Regions from separate parts of the Homo sapiens genome. Here region 1 is linked to region 2. A link is an interaction called in ENCODE POLR2A ChIA-PET data of the cell type or tissue named here. Cell type or tissue: GM12878. All regions are shown on one strand. Links, peaks and the distances in the headings refer to the core of each region. The heading gives the core; the rest is flanking DNA. Region 1 overlaps CNIH3 (cornichon family AMPA receptor auxiliary protein 3). Region 2 overlaps LOC105373109 (a long non-coding RNA gene).

What was found. Peaks named below come from ENCODE experiments on the same cell type or tissue, not always from the same donor. Only the 100,000 strongest peaks of a DNase experiment are listed, where the experiment ranks them.
Region 1: POLR2A ChIA-PET joins it to region 2 with 6 read pairs; 1 of 35 experiments calls an interaction of 5 or more read pairs at or near these places.

What each region holds. Positions count from the first base shown.
Region 1 is chr1:224,736,652-224,743,707 of GRCh38, reverse strand. CNIH3 (cornichon family AMPA receptor auxiliary protein 3) reads right to left here. Exons shown (of 6, transcript NM_152495.2): 6 at 3,154-4,379. The coding sequence ends at 4,352. Among named protein-coding and RNA genes, the nearest start is that of CNIH3-AS1, 9.6 kb to the right of the region's middle. RefSeq lists enhancers at 6,467-6,516, 6,867-6,926. In GM12878, for the core only: no CTCF peak of the experiment used is centred there; a DNase peak (open chromatin) is centred at 3,617; H3K4me3 peaks cover 707 bases; H3K27ac peaks cover 1,267 bases.
Region 2 is chr1:224,878,714-224,885,769 of GRCh38, reverse strand. LOC105373109 (a long non-coding RNA gene) reads left to right here. Exons shown (of 3, transcript XR_949207.2): 2 at 989-1,110; 3 at 1,520-1,982. Among named protein-coding and RNA genes, the nearest start is that of DNAH14, 47 kb to the left of the region's middle. In GM12878, for the core only: no CTCF peak of the experiment used is centred there; a DNase peak (open chromatin) is centred at 3,849.

The DNA of each region.
Region 1 (7,056 bases), core at 1,588-5,587, 140 kb after region 2:
GCTAAGATTCATTGACTGTCGTCATGTGTTACCAGAAGAAGCATTTTACCCGTTTTTATCTACATAATCCTCCCTTCCCCTCTTTGAAGGGAAGTGCCGTCGGGTGCAGCACTGAGGACCGAGATTTGTTGAGCACCAATTTTGAGACAGGCTCAACAAGCATTCTGTACATAATTTACTTAAATTATCACAAGAATACTGAAAGGGAGGTATTATTAGCCTCATTTTACAGATAAGAAAGTTGAGTCTCTAAAGGTTAAGAAGTTTGCACAAGATCCTGTAGCCAAAATCCTTCCGATTATAAAGTCATTCACATAGAATTGCTTGCTGTGAAACATGTGAGCTCAGCAGAGCCACACTGCTGTCCCATCGTCATCCCCTTTTCTCTTCTATCTCACATCCCACTGTCCTCGTGGACTCTATCACCCTTTCAGGAATGAGAAAATGGTCAAAGCCTTGGAGTCAAAAGGACTTGGGTGGAAGTCTAGGCTCCATGACTTATTAGCAATTGTGACCTTGGCTCAATTGCTAGACCTCTATAAGCTTTAATATTTTCAACTATGCATTGAAGACAATTATTCCCATTCCATAATATTGATGTGGGGATTAAATGAGACTACATATGTCAAGTGCTTTGCAGAGCATCCAGCACATGGCAAGTACTCGACAGCAGTGGTTATCATTATTAGCAGAGAACATGACACTGAAAAGAGGGGTCGGGTCCCAGCCTGACCTCCATTCAGGATACTATAGACAGGAATGGGGCCTCGGGAGGGCGGCAGCATCCAGGAATCTTCACTCCTGTTCCACGTGGCCAGTTGGCTTCATGGTCCTCCCAAAGGGAGGGAGCTTGCCCTGGAATGGGCACAGGGCATAGTAAGGATGGTGATACAGTCTGGATGTTTGTCCCCTCCAAATCTCATATTGAAATGTGGTTGCAAATGTTGGAGGTGGGGCCTGGTAGGAGGTGACTGGATTGTGGGGGCAGATCCCTCATGAATGGCTTAACGCCATTCCCTTGGGGATGAGTGCACTCTCGCTCAGTTCACATGAGATCTGGTTGTTTAAGCATCTGAAACCTCTCCCTTCTCTCTCTTGCTCTTTACCATGTGACAAGTCTGCTATCCCTTTGTCTTCCACCATGATTAGAAGCTTCCTGGGGCCCTCAGCAGAGGGAGGAGCCATGCTCGTACAGCCTGCAGAACTGTGAGCCAAGTAAATCTCTTTTCTTCATAAATTACCCAGGCTCGGGTATTCCTTTATAGCAACACAACAATGGATTGGCCCAGATGGCAGGGAAGACTCGCCCTCTACAGTGAGTGTGCTGACCACACGCAGGGTACTGTTCTGTTACTTGCAGGTATGAACTCATCTAATCTTTATAGAAAGCCAGTGTGGTAGGTGCCATTATTCTTCCACCTTAGCAAAGCGAAAAGTGAGCTTTAAGTGACTCTTCCAGGTTCCCCTCTGACCCTTTGGGCACAGCCACACCAGGCCTATAGCTCTACCTCTCTAAAGAATGGGAACCAGTTCACCAACACCATCTTCAGGAGCTGACTCTGCCCCACTGGGAAGCTCTCTCCTTGACGCATGCTTGGAAAGGTGAGCTTTTTGTCTCTCAAGGAAAATATTCACTTTGTATTTTGGAAAACAGAGGAGTTTCTCCTGCTTTTCCTCTCTTCTTCCCTTTGGTCACTTCTGTGGGATACACAATAAGAGACTGGGCAATAAGAACAAAATTATGTGAGAAGAGGCGGACTTGGGTTTAAATCCCAGCTACAGCTAGACATACCCGTTGCTAGCTGTGGCTCTCTGCAAGTGACTCCTCTTCTCAGTTTCCTCATCTATAAAAGAGAGATCATATCCACCTTGTGGTACTGTCATGAGGATCAGGGAAAAGCATATGAAGCATCTAGATCACTGCCAGGTGCCTTGGTTTATAACTGTCATTATTTGGCCACTTCTTCGTAGCATCAAGGCCTTGTTCTGCGCTACTTCACCTAGGGAAGACTCACCTTCCCTGAGGCTCCCTAGTTCTCTCATGGGTGACGTGGGGACGAGAACAGCTAACCTGCTGTGCATGATCACTGTGAGGGGTGGGTGAGGTCACCCCGTGAGCATTTAACACAGTGCCTGGCGCACAGCACGTGCCCCATCAACTGTGCCCTTTACTCTTATCTTTATCATCATGATTAGCTTCTCCCAGGAACTGAAAATTCACTGAAACTCCCAACAGATCACGAGAATTACTTCCCAATCACAACTTGTCGGAGGGAAATATCTGGATGTTTCTCTTTCATAAACATAAGAGCTGTCAGGCCAGTGGCAGTGGCTTAGCCTATAATCCCAGCACTTCGGGAGGTGAAGGTGAGCAGATTGCTTGAGTCCAAGAGTTTGAGACCAGCCTGGGCAACATGGCAAAACCCCATCTCTACAAAAAATACAAAAATTAGCCAGACATGGTGGTGTGCACCTGTAGTCTACTCGGGAGACTGAGGTGGGAGCAACACCTGAGCCCAGGAGGGTCAAAGCTGCAGAGAGCCATGACTGCACTACTGCACTCCAGCCTGGGCGACAGAGTGAGACCCTATCTCAAAAAAAAAAAAAAAAAAAAAGACATTTCTACTTCCATTTTAATGGTCTTTGTGTACTTGTGTCTCCTATTATGAGCCACTACAAATCTTTCTGAAAGAAGACAGAGTATAGAAACAAAACAGCTCCATGGTGAGAAGTAACACAGACCATTCACCTTCTACATCCAGTTGCATTTGCAGGACGGCTGTGCGATTAGATTAGCGTCTGCAGCCTGCCATCCAAGGCTTGCCTCTCTGGATGAGGGTCACTAGTCTTCTCAGGAATGAAGCCAAAGCCAGGCCCAAGCAGCCGAAAGGTAACTCTATCCCTAACAACAGTTACCTGGTCGGTAAAAAGGGCATTGGCCAAGAGGAAGCCTTCTCCCAAAATCATCACCTCAAATTCTCCAGTTTTATACCATAAACCTCAGAGTAAAAGTCTGCATTTTGTTTTCCACAGAATTTTTAGCAGCATGATGCCTTTTTGAAAATTTGCCTTTTCTTCCTATCAGTTTTCCAACCATATGTAGACAAATTCAGCTGTAATGGTTGAAATGAGAGAGCCAGTTAAGTGAGACACTCAAGTTGTCGCTGCATTTTAATAAACATAGCACACAATGTGTTGCTACACAAACACCATTCATAAACCTGAGTCACAGGTTTCAGATGGGAGCTGGGGACGTGTATAAATAGCCTGTGTATGTTAAACAGTAGAAAAGAAAAGAAGTTTGGGGAATAAGGTCAAAATCATTGTGCCCAATTTAAACATCATAAAAATCTCAGCCTTGTCATTATTTACAACCCCCAGCATAACTCCCACCCAAAAGAGAATGCCAAACGGAAAATTCTAAATAAGATGATGTCCTCACGTCGACCTAAACAGTACAAATGATGCAGCATCATAAAACAAAGTTATAATTATGTTGTCTCACTTCCTGGCTGCCGGATGCCCACGGTACAGAGCAGCCACTCCACAGGATTTTCTGAGCTCTGAGCTGTCTGGGGTTTTTGTAAGAACATAGCTTTGACTAGCATTGACCAATTGATTTGCATTTAAAGACTCTGTGATGGTTTGAGGTGGCAAAAGAAGAATACAACTTGTGTGGTGGAGAACTAACACCTTGATCATGTTGCAAACGTTTCAAAAATGCATTTTTCCTATATTCACCCCTCCTCAGCTGAAAATAGCCCAGCAGGCTCAAGGCTGGTTGCAGCTGAAGACAAATCCCACACACCCTCCAGCCCCTCCCATTTGAGAAAAAGGGCATGGCCATGGCTTGGAAGAAAGGCAACAAGAGTCTTGGGCAGCCAAGACATTCTCGAGGCTTTCAACAGGTCCCTGCAGACTTGGCCTTGACTCTGGGTCATTCTGTTCCTTAGCAAGCACCTTGTGGCCTTCCAGCCTCCGCTCCCAGGAACTCATTTGAACTTGCAAGGTGCTGTTCAATGAAGTGGATTCAGGAAGCAGCAATTCTCTCTCAGGAGAGGTCTAGTGTTTCGTCACCTACTCCCCCACACCACTGATGCTCAGAAGGGCTCTAGGACCCCGTGTGTGGAATTCGAATGCCAAAGATTGACAAACAGGGTGACACAGACACGCAGGGTTAACTCGGCTCCCAGCTGCTGCGTGATTCCAGCTCCCATTCAGTCTGACTGCCTGCCGGGTCTATTTCTCACGTATCCTCATTCTGGTCCCTCCTCCAGTCACCAGCAGAAATGCACCTCTCCGTCTCAGGCCTCTCCCATCTCAGTCTCTGATGATGTGCATGGTCTTTGCGTTAAGAGCTCACTAAAGTGTAGATCATGCTGAATGCAAAAAAAAAAAAAAAAAAAAAAAAAGAGAGGAAGGTGTTAGTAGAAGCCCACAGAGGACTCAGGCTGCCCCTCAGGAGAGGGACCTTCCAGAGGCCAGACCCCTTGGCTTCTCCCTCATTCCTGTCACTACAGCATCTCGCCAACTCCACTACTGTGCCCCTTCTACTTCCCACAACACTGGAATAAAAATTTTTTGGGAGAGCATATTGTATCCCTTGGATAAAAGATGTGAAAGCTCTAAGTGCCTATTATCATTCTCATCAGGATGATGATTATGGTTGTTTTCCTTTTTGTGCAATTGCAGGGCAGGTCTGGGGGTGGAGGTGGGGGTGCAGTGGATTCTTTATGCCACCAGCTGCCATGTGCTTGCATGATGGCTGTGTCCAGGGGCTCCCAGATGATGCTGGATAATACGGTAGTGCTGGGGGAAAGATCATCATCACTACTGCAAAGGCCAGCGTGGGAACATAAGCCCTCTGGGCACCAGAACTCAATGAATTCTTGATTGGGTAACTCCCTGGCCCTCTTATTTTTAATGGACTCCAGGAATTAAACATGCATTAAAAGTGTGTGACCTAAAGTATTGCCCCAATACTACTAAGAGTGGGGTGAAGGGGACATGTATCCCTGTGCGCTTAGTAAGGGCTTCAGGGTAATTTTGCAAGGCTGAGGAATGATCTGCACCAAAATATACCTCTTTGTCTATTTCGCAGAAAAAGAAACCAACTATCTTTTCACATTATAGTGAGAAAAAAAGATTCATCTAAGAAGTAAAACCAAAGGAAAGAAATGAAAAGGTTTGACTTCTAACCCTTTGCAGCTGTGGATGCCCAATGAGCTCCTCTGAGTAGCTCAAGTTCCATCTTCAGGAACCTCACACACCTCATGTACACAGAGAACCACTGGTCAGACCTGGAGCAAGAGGGACTTACTCTACTTGGGGAAGCTGAGGGCCAGATGAGGAGTGACAGCAGGGCGAGAAGCCACATTCTAACTCCAAAGCCAGTGCTTTTTGCATAACAGTACTAAGCCTCAAGTGGATACCTTTGTTTACTCACTTTCATTCGTTATGCCAGACACTATTCTCAGTGCTGGGGAAAATGGTGAGTGTGCAGCCCCAATTCCTGCCTTGAGGAAGCATACAGCTAAGCTGTAACAACAAACCACGAGGATTCAGTGAGTGCCAGGCACGGGCCAGGACACTGCAGACGCAGAGGTGAATGAAACCAACATGGTCTCCAGTGTCAAGGAACAAGTAAATCATAAATAACATAGATGGAGAGAAATAAACCTGAGGAGGAACAGGCATGATCCAGAATAACCACGCAGGAGGGTGGTCCTACTACTTCAGGTCGGAAAAAAATCTTTCTACAGAGCAGACACTGTTCACACTGGGCTCACTAGCTAGTATTAGTATCTGCATTAGCTAGTCCCCTTCTAACACAACCCTCAAATATCACCTGGTCCACAAGGCAACCTGAGAAGTGGGGTGATGGGTGCCATGCGGTTCAAACAGGATAGAAGAAAGAGCACAGGCTCTGAAGCCAGATGTTGCTAATTATTAGCAGGGACCTGAGACACATTTCTTAACCTCTCCGAAGTCCTCAGGAGCCCCTCAGGGAGCTCAAACTATAAACTATCAACCCCGTCTTCCCCGCTGTTGTGTGGGTCTCTAGCCCTGAGCTCAGTTCAGACATGGCTCTGCATACACGAGTCCCCTTCCCTCCCTCCCACGGTGGCCTGCGCTGACGCTGCTGTGCTCTCCACCAGCTCCGGATCTGAGGGGCTGGCAGCTCCTAAGGTGGGAGAAACAGAGTCTTTTAAGCAGCCCCAAAGAGCACCAAGGGGCCAGATTCAACAAAGAATGTGGGTGCCCGTGGCGGCCACCCAGGGTCCCAGTGAGGCTGCAGGAACTGTTTCCAATTTTGTTTTAGAAACAGAGTGATTAACACATGTATCATGAAGGCAGGGCCAAACTGAAGTAATGAATTAGAGGACAAACAGTCAAACAGACTGTCTGGAACACACTCGGTTACAGAACAATCACACCCATCTAACCGAGAGGAGCTGCCAAGACCTCCCTACCCCACCCCCTCCCACCCCCGCAGCGGAGCACGCACAGCCGCTTCCCTCCCTGTGAACTCATATGGCTTCTTCCCTGCGACGCCTCGGCTCCAGCAGTTACTGCAACAAAACTGAAATGAGGGAAAGTCTCGCCTCTGTCTTCATCCACACTGAGGTGGATCCCAGGCTAAAGGGGCAGGAGCTAATGAAAACAATGGTCTCATTCTGTTGGCTTAGAGGAGAGACAGTGCTGTCTCTGGGGACAGGCCACTCAGCCCATGACTCTGCAGAAGGGGAAGTCTGTGGCTCCACAAAGAAAGCAGGGTTGAGCACACTGCAGGGAAAAAACCTAACCTCCAAGGTGGCAAGTCCCTAAGCCCACGGCGGCTTTGTCCACACTCTGTAGGTCTCCCAAGACAGAAACCCATCTGACAAGCCTTTGGTTGTTAAATAGTTCAGACTTGGAGTCAGAAAGACTTAGGTGAACCCACTGGGCACCGTAGAAATCTCCGGAGGCTTCAAAGACCGTCAGGCTCCCTGCAGGCTGGAGCAGTAAACATCCCAGAGCACCCCACAGAGTCTGCGGACACTGGGGATGTAAAGG
Region 2 (7,056 bases), core at 1,855-5,854:
AGACCACCTGAGCAGGCTTAGTGTGAGCAACAAGGCTGTTTATTCACTTGGGTGCAAGTGGGCTGAGTCTGAGAAAGGAGTCAGTGAAGAGTGGTGGGATTATCATTGGTTCTTTTAGGTTTGGGATAGGTGGTAGATTTAGGAGCAATTTTTTGCAGGCAGGGGATGGATGTTACAAAGTACATTCTCAAGGGCAGAGAGGATGTTACAAAGTACATTCACAAGGGCGGGGAGGATGTTACAAAGTACATTCACAAGGACTGGGAATATCACAAAGTACATTATCACAAGGGCAGGGGAATGTCACGATGGCTTGACCATGGTGCAGCCAGCTCAGAGGACCTTACACCCTGCACATGCTCTCTTGCCTGCCACCATGTAAGACATGCCTTTGCTCCTCTTTCACCTTCTGCCATGATTGTGAGTCCATTAAACCTCTTTTTCTTTATAAATTACCCCGTCCCGGGTATGTCTTTATTAGCAGTATGAGAACAGACTAATACATAAGAAATTAGACCACTATCTCTACAAACAGTCCGAGGAGCCAAAAAATAACCCTGTCACAATTGACCCCAAACAGCCAGGACTTATTAATAACTGCCAACTTACCTCATTTTTGTCCCTGCTTCCAACTTAGGACCAACTGGAGAAAGCTAAATATGCACCCCTAACCAATCAATGGAATGCCCCAATTTTGATCAATCTGCATTTAACCTCCCATTGCCAACAGCCTCCAATCAGGGCATGCATGAATGCCCTTTTTCCCAATATAAAGTGTTCCCACTCCTCTGCCTTCCTTTGAGTCAATGCCAACTGCAAGTGATGGTGGCTGATTTCCTTGCTATAGTAAGCTCCAAATAAATAGCCTTTGCCTCGTCTCCTTTGAGTGGCCTTCATTTATTTCCATAACTGTTAGATCATGATCCTTATCAAGTCCTAATCAAGGTCATGTCAGGAAGTAAACATTTTCATGTTTCTGCATTGTTAGGCTTCTTCTTGAGTAAATTTTACTGGAATCTGGGTTAAAGGACAAATCTTGGAAGTTAAAGGGTAATTGGATCACCGGAGAACTCCTGAAAGATTTATCTCCCTGGAGGTACTTCCATGGAGGTATGTGTTTACATTTCAAAGGAGAGTAAGAACCAGATTCAAAGGAGAATAAAACCCAGACATGGAGCCATTCCAAGGTTGTAAACTCTGCCAAGCTTGTCTTATCTTTCCCCAGAGACATGTATTTACATTCCAAAGGGCTCTTCCCCTTCTCTTTCCAAGGAGATTTTCTTTATAGCAGAGATTTTTTTTTTTTTTCTCTCAGAAAACCTGCTGGGCAAGCCATCCTATGTAAACTGCCAGATGGATAATTTCAGGGTTCCTCTCTTGTAGTACAAGAAGACCCCTTTATACACAGAGCCCAGCCATCTGGCCCTCATCACATCACCTCAGAAGAGGGAATAACTGGGGTGTGGGGAACTGCAGCAGTTACGGCTATAATAAGTAATAATAATTTTCCTTGATCCAGTGTGGGAGATCAGAAATATGCCACAGGAAAATATGAAGGATTGTTGAGCTGAAGGCAATGAAGAAGCAGCAGATGCAAGAAAGCTCTCTGCCCTCCCTCTATTTGCCTAAAAGCAGGACATAGATTTACAAAAACAAAAGGTATCCTGCCCCACCTTCTACTGGGAAGAGCAAAAATATTAACTACCAAAGACAACTTCGGACCCTTATTGGCCTAGAGATGATACCAGAAGAATCTACATTAACAAGCTTTACTTACTGGCCTTTATTGCCACTCATTTCCTTCCTCCAAGTTGCTGCCCTTAGAGACTCAACGTCCTTTTCCTTTGTCTTGTCACATCCTAAAAATGTACTGTTTGAACTGGAATTCTAACGCACCTCTTTGAAAACTACTCATTCTCTGGGTGTCTCCCATGTATATATGAAATATACATGTTAATACACTTCTGTTTGTTTTCCTCTTATTTAATCTGTCTTTTGTAACAGGGGTCTATTCCAGTTTAGAACCTAGGGGAGTTATTCTTTCCCTATATCAGAATCCTTATGTTTTCGTGTAGGAAAATAGAAACAGATAAAGATATTAAAACATTCTCAACAGCTTTCCTCCCTCCATTGAAAGACTTGCCTTAAACCAAACTTCAAGTTCTCAATAAATTTGTCTTTCTTTCTCCCTTCAAGACCCTATGCAAGCTCGGTCAAGGTGCCCTCCCTCACTGCAGTGAGCAATAAACTCAGCCTTGCCTTATTAGTCGGTAATATCGGCGATTGCTGGGGACCTGGCAGTTGATATAATTATTCAACAAATTTTATGGGAGTTCACTGTTTTGTCCTAGCCTCTGACATGAGGCCTCAGCAGACCAGACCAAATCAGAATGGAGTCATTTTTGCTAAGTGTCACATAATCTAACTGAACTTTCAAAGGGGCCAGTTTTCCAAAAATATAGGAGATTTCAGTCAACCAGACAGTGTGATAAAGAAATCCCCTCTGTTTTATCCTTTTAAAGAAAGTAACTTTGAAACAACACATCTGCTCTTTGTTCAATATTTCCGCCTTCTTCAGCCCTTTTCTGTCTATTATAAAGTCACATTCATATGCTCAGCTCCTTGAACTCATTCTATTTTCTAAAATGAGAATTCTAGAATCACAAATAAAAGCTGGCCCGGTGCAGTGGCTCACACCTGTAATCCCAGAACTTTGGGAGGCCGGGGCAGGTGAATTACCTGAGGTCAGGAGTTCGAGATCACCCTGGCCAACATGGTGAAAGCCCATCTCTACTAAAAACACAAAAGTTAGCTAGGCATAGTGGTGCGTGCCTGTAGCCCCAGCTACTAGGGAGGCTAATGCAGGAGAATCACTTGAACCCGGGAGGCAGAGGTTGCAGTGAGCCGAGATTGTGCCACTGCACTTCAGCCTGGGCAACAGAGTGAGACTCCACCTCAAAAACAATTAAAAAGTCAATTATATCTTTAAGCTAAATTTGTTATAATTTTGTCTTTTAACCATTTTGGGCAACCACAAAAGGAACCAAGGGAGACTGCTGATGATTCCTGAGCCCCCTTGGGGAGTGCAGGACAGGCACTGCTGACCCCTTTTCAGGTCCCCTGCCTTCCTCAATGAGCCCCCAAGGTTTGTAAATAAGTTTTTCTAGGGTTGGACTCGCTTTTTTTTTTTTTTTGCGTTGCCTCCCTCCCTTGAAATTCTCCAATCTTTTTGGCTTTCAAATCCAGGGTTAGTTTGTACTGAGAGAGCATATGACCTTTTGGGATTTGTGGTGACTGATGAGCAACTGGCAAGAGCTGCAGTTTTAAAGGTAACTGACAGCAGTTGCAAAAAGTGTCTGTTACTGCAGGAGGTATGCAACTCTGGCTCTCAGAAATTCTGAGCGATTTCACTTCTTTCCTCTTCGTTTATTTTTCTTGTGTGCCCATGTAGGAAGATATCATTGGCTATGTTGGTCAAGGGATCTCAGGGCCAAAGCCACAATTTGACTGCTGGGCAAGTGTTAGGCACCTACACATTGCTTAAAGCACTTGCCACCTAAAAATAAGTAACCTGTGTTAGGATAAGCTGAGTCACAGCAAGGGTTAGTTCTGACACTAGGGTACATGCCAGCCTTAAGAAAACTTCTGTGCATTAAAGAAACATTGTGAAAACATTACACTACCCAACCCTGTGGCTTTTCCCTCTTAGATATTTATCTTTGCTCTGAGAAAACTCCAAAAAAGTATGTTAATGAGGACACTGTAACCTATAAATAATGTTTTCAGACCAGAAACCCAAAGTGATGGTAACTGAGAATAGCACTAATGGTCTAGGTGAGAGTGACCAAAGAGGGGAATTGTTAAACAAAATTTATGGGAGGTGATATGGTTTGTGTTTGTGTCTCCACCCAAATCTTGTGTTGAATTGTAATCCCCAGTGTTGTGGGAGGGACCTGGTGGGTGGTGATTGGACCATGGGAGTGGATTTCCCCTTTGCTGTTCTCATGGTAGTGACTGACTTCTTATGAGATCTGGTTGTTTAAAAGTGTGTAGCACTGGCCAGGCGCAGTGGCTCATGCGCATAATCCCAACACTTTGGGAGACCAAGGCAGGCAAACCACTTTGAGCTCAGGAATTCGAGACCAGCCTAGGCAACATGGCAAAACCTCGTCCCTACAAAAAAATACAAAAATTAGCTGGGTGTGGTAGCACGTGCTTGTAGTCTCAGCTACTTGGGAGGGTGAGGCTGGAGAATTGCTTGAACCCAGGAAACAGAGGTTGCAGTGAGCTAAGATCATGCCACTACACTCCAGCCTGGGCAACAGAGTAAGACCCTGTTTCAAAAAAAAAAAAAAAGTGTGTAGCACTTCCCCCTTCTCTTTCTCCAGCTCTACCATGTGAAGATTGTGCCTGCTTCCTCTTTGCCTTCCACCATCATTGTAAGTTTCCCGAGGCCTCCCCAGCTATGCCTCCTGCACAGCCTGCAGAACTGTAAGTCAATTAAATTTCTTTTCTCCATAAATTACCCAGTCTCAGGTATGTCTTTATAGTAGTGCGAGAACAAACTAATACCATAGGCCATTGTTTTAGATTATCTCCTGCACTAGGCACCGGCAGACCAAACCAAACCAGAATGGAGTCACTTGTGCTGTGTCATTTAATCAAACTGAACCTTGAAACAGGCCAGTTTCCCAAAGAAAACCAGGATATTCCGGTCAATATGTGTCAGTATAATAAAGTCCCCTCTGTTTAAATTCTAAATGGAAAGTAACTTACAAATGACCAATCTGCTTTCTTCAGCCCTTGTCTCTCTCTAAAGCCAACATCCTCTGCTCAGCTCATTGGAAATTCATTCTATTTTATAGAATTGTTGTAGGAAAAACTGGGTTCTTGTCACATGACCAGGAAAGGTTAGGCTTGCAGACACTTTGAAGGGTGAGAAGGGCAGGGTTTATTCGGTGAAAAGGAAAAAAAGGAAACAAGGAATCTCAGCAATGCGAGAATCCTGCTAGCAGGCTTCCCGCCTCACAGATGGAATCCCTGGTTACCACCCAGAAACAGCAGAGGCCAGGCTCCTCACCCTGCAAACTGCACAAACTTCCTGAGGCTCCACCCCATCTTCCCAGTGTGCAAACAGGTCGGAGATTCTCCGGGGAGCCCTTTTAACTTGGCTGTCTCAGAATGAAGTGTCGCCTGATTCTGAAATAGTAAATAAAAGCCAATTTGATCTTTAAATTAAATTTGTTATAAGTTTTTCTTTTGATACAACCAATATTTATTGGGCACCTACTGCATGCCAGGAAATGCTCTAGGCACTTGGGCTACATCCTGAAACAAAACAAAAAGTCCTTGCCCTCATGAGCTTACATTCTACTGGGGTGAGACAGATAATAAACATAAGGAGATAAATTATGTAGACTATAGAAGGTATTAAAATGGTTTGGAAAAAAGCAAAAGTAGAAAGCATAAGTGGGGGAGGTCAGGAGTGCCTGAGGAGGATGAAATAGGTTGTACGTGAAATAATGTTAGATTTGAGCAAAGTCCTACAAGGAGTGAAGGCATTAGCCAGGTGGACACCAGATAGAGGGAACAGCTAAGGCCCTGGAGAGCTGAAATTATCCTGTGCATCAGATCTCATATTCACTAAAGTTGAAAGTGATTCCAAGCCACTTCCTCTACCTCTACCTTGAAAGCAATTGGTCTATTTCAATATCTATATTGTATTTGCAGTCCATTCCCAATCAGAGCTGCAGAATTTGCAGTACTATCACAATCAACATGCAAAAAACAGGAGTTAATAAATTATGCCTGACATTTCCAGACGGAAGTTCCTTTATGAGGATTCAATTTCAAGGTGCTTAGGAAACTAAATATTTTATAGGATTTGCAGCAAGAAAATGCCACAAGTAAGGCCAAAGTTTTAATGGAAAAAAAATGAAATATTGAAATGTCTTTGTCTTTCTAAGCCCTTTGTCAACATATGAAAGAATCAGATCCTAGTCTTTAAAATACAATGAAAGATTGTTGTTGATTGCTAACAATGTTACTTGACCACAAACACCCCAAGACAGTGACAATCAATCGGATAACTGAGACAGCTACTAAGTGATTAACGGTGGAGAGTAGAGACAGCTGGATACGCTGGACAAAGGAATGATTCATGTCTCAGGCAGGACGGAGTGAGATGCCCAGGACAGAGCAGGACAGCATGAGATTTCATCATACTGCTCAGAATGATGTGCAATTTAAAATTTATGAATTGTTCATTTCTGGAATTTTCCACTTAGTATTTTCATACTGTGGTTGACTGCGGGTAACTGAAACTGCAGAAAGCAAAGCTGTGGATAGAGGAACTACTATAGACAGATAATTTCTATACAAATGGTAAGAGATAACAGAGGGGCCATTCATTGCAGGACACTGATGAACCTCACAGAGGAAGGGGCTTTAGAGCTGGGATTGGAAGTGACAATAACAAACACATATTGCCAGCTCTGTATTGGGCATTACCCTAAGTGCTTTATGATTAGGAGCTCATTTTATCTTAACCACACTGCCATGAGATAAAAATCTTTTTTTTTTTTTGAGATGGAGTCTTGCTCTGTCACCCAGGCTGGAGTGCAGTTTTGCGATCTCAGCTCACTGCAACCTCCACCTCCTGGGTTCAAGAGATTCCCCCCACTCAGCCTCCAGTAGCTGGGACTACAGGTGCCTGCCACCACGCCTGGCTAATTTTTGTATTTTTAGTAGAGACGGCGTTTCGCCATGTTGGCCAGGCTGGTCTCAAACTCCTGACCTCAAGTGACCCACCCATTTTGGCCACCCAAAGTGCTGGGATTACGGGCGTGAGCCACTGTGCCCTGCCAATCGTTGGGTTTTTTAAAAATCACATTTGTAGGTGAGAAACCAGAGGCACAGAGAAGTTAAGAAACTTGCCCAATGTTAACACAGCTAATATGTGACCCAGCCAGAAATAGAATCCATGCAGTTGGAGCTCAAATGTGCGCCCTTAACTCCTAAGCTTCTTCTCTAATGAGTCAGTTTATCTGCCCAGGT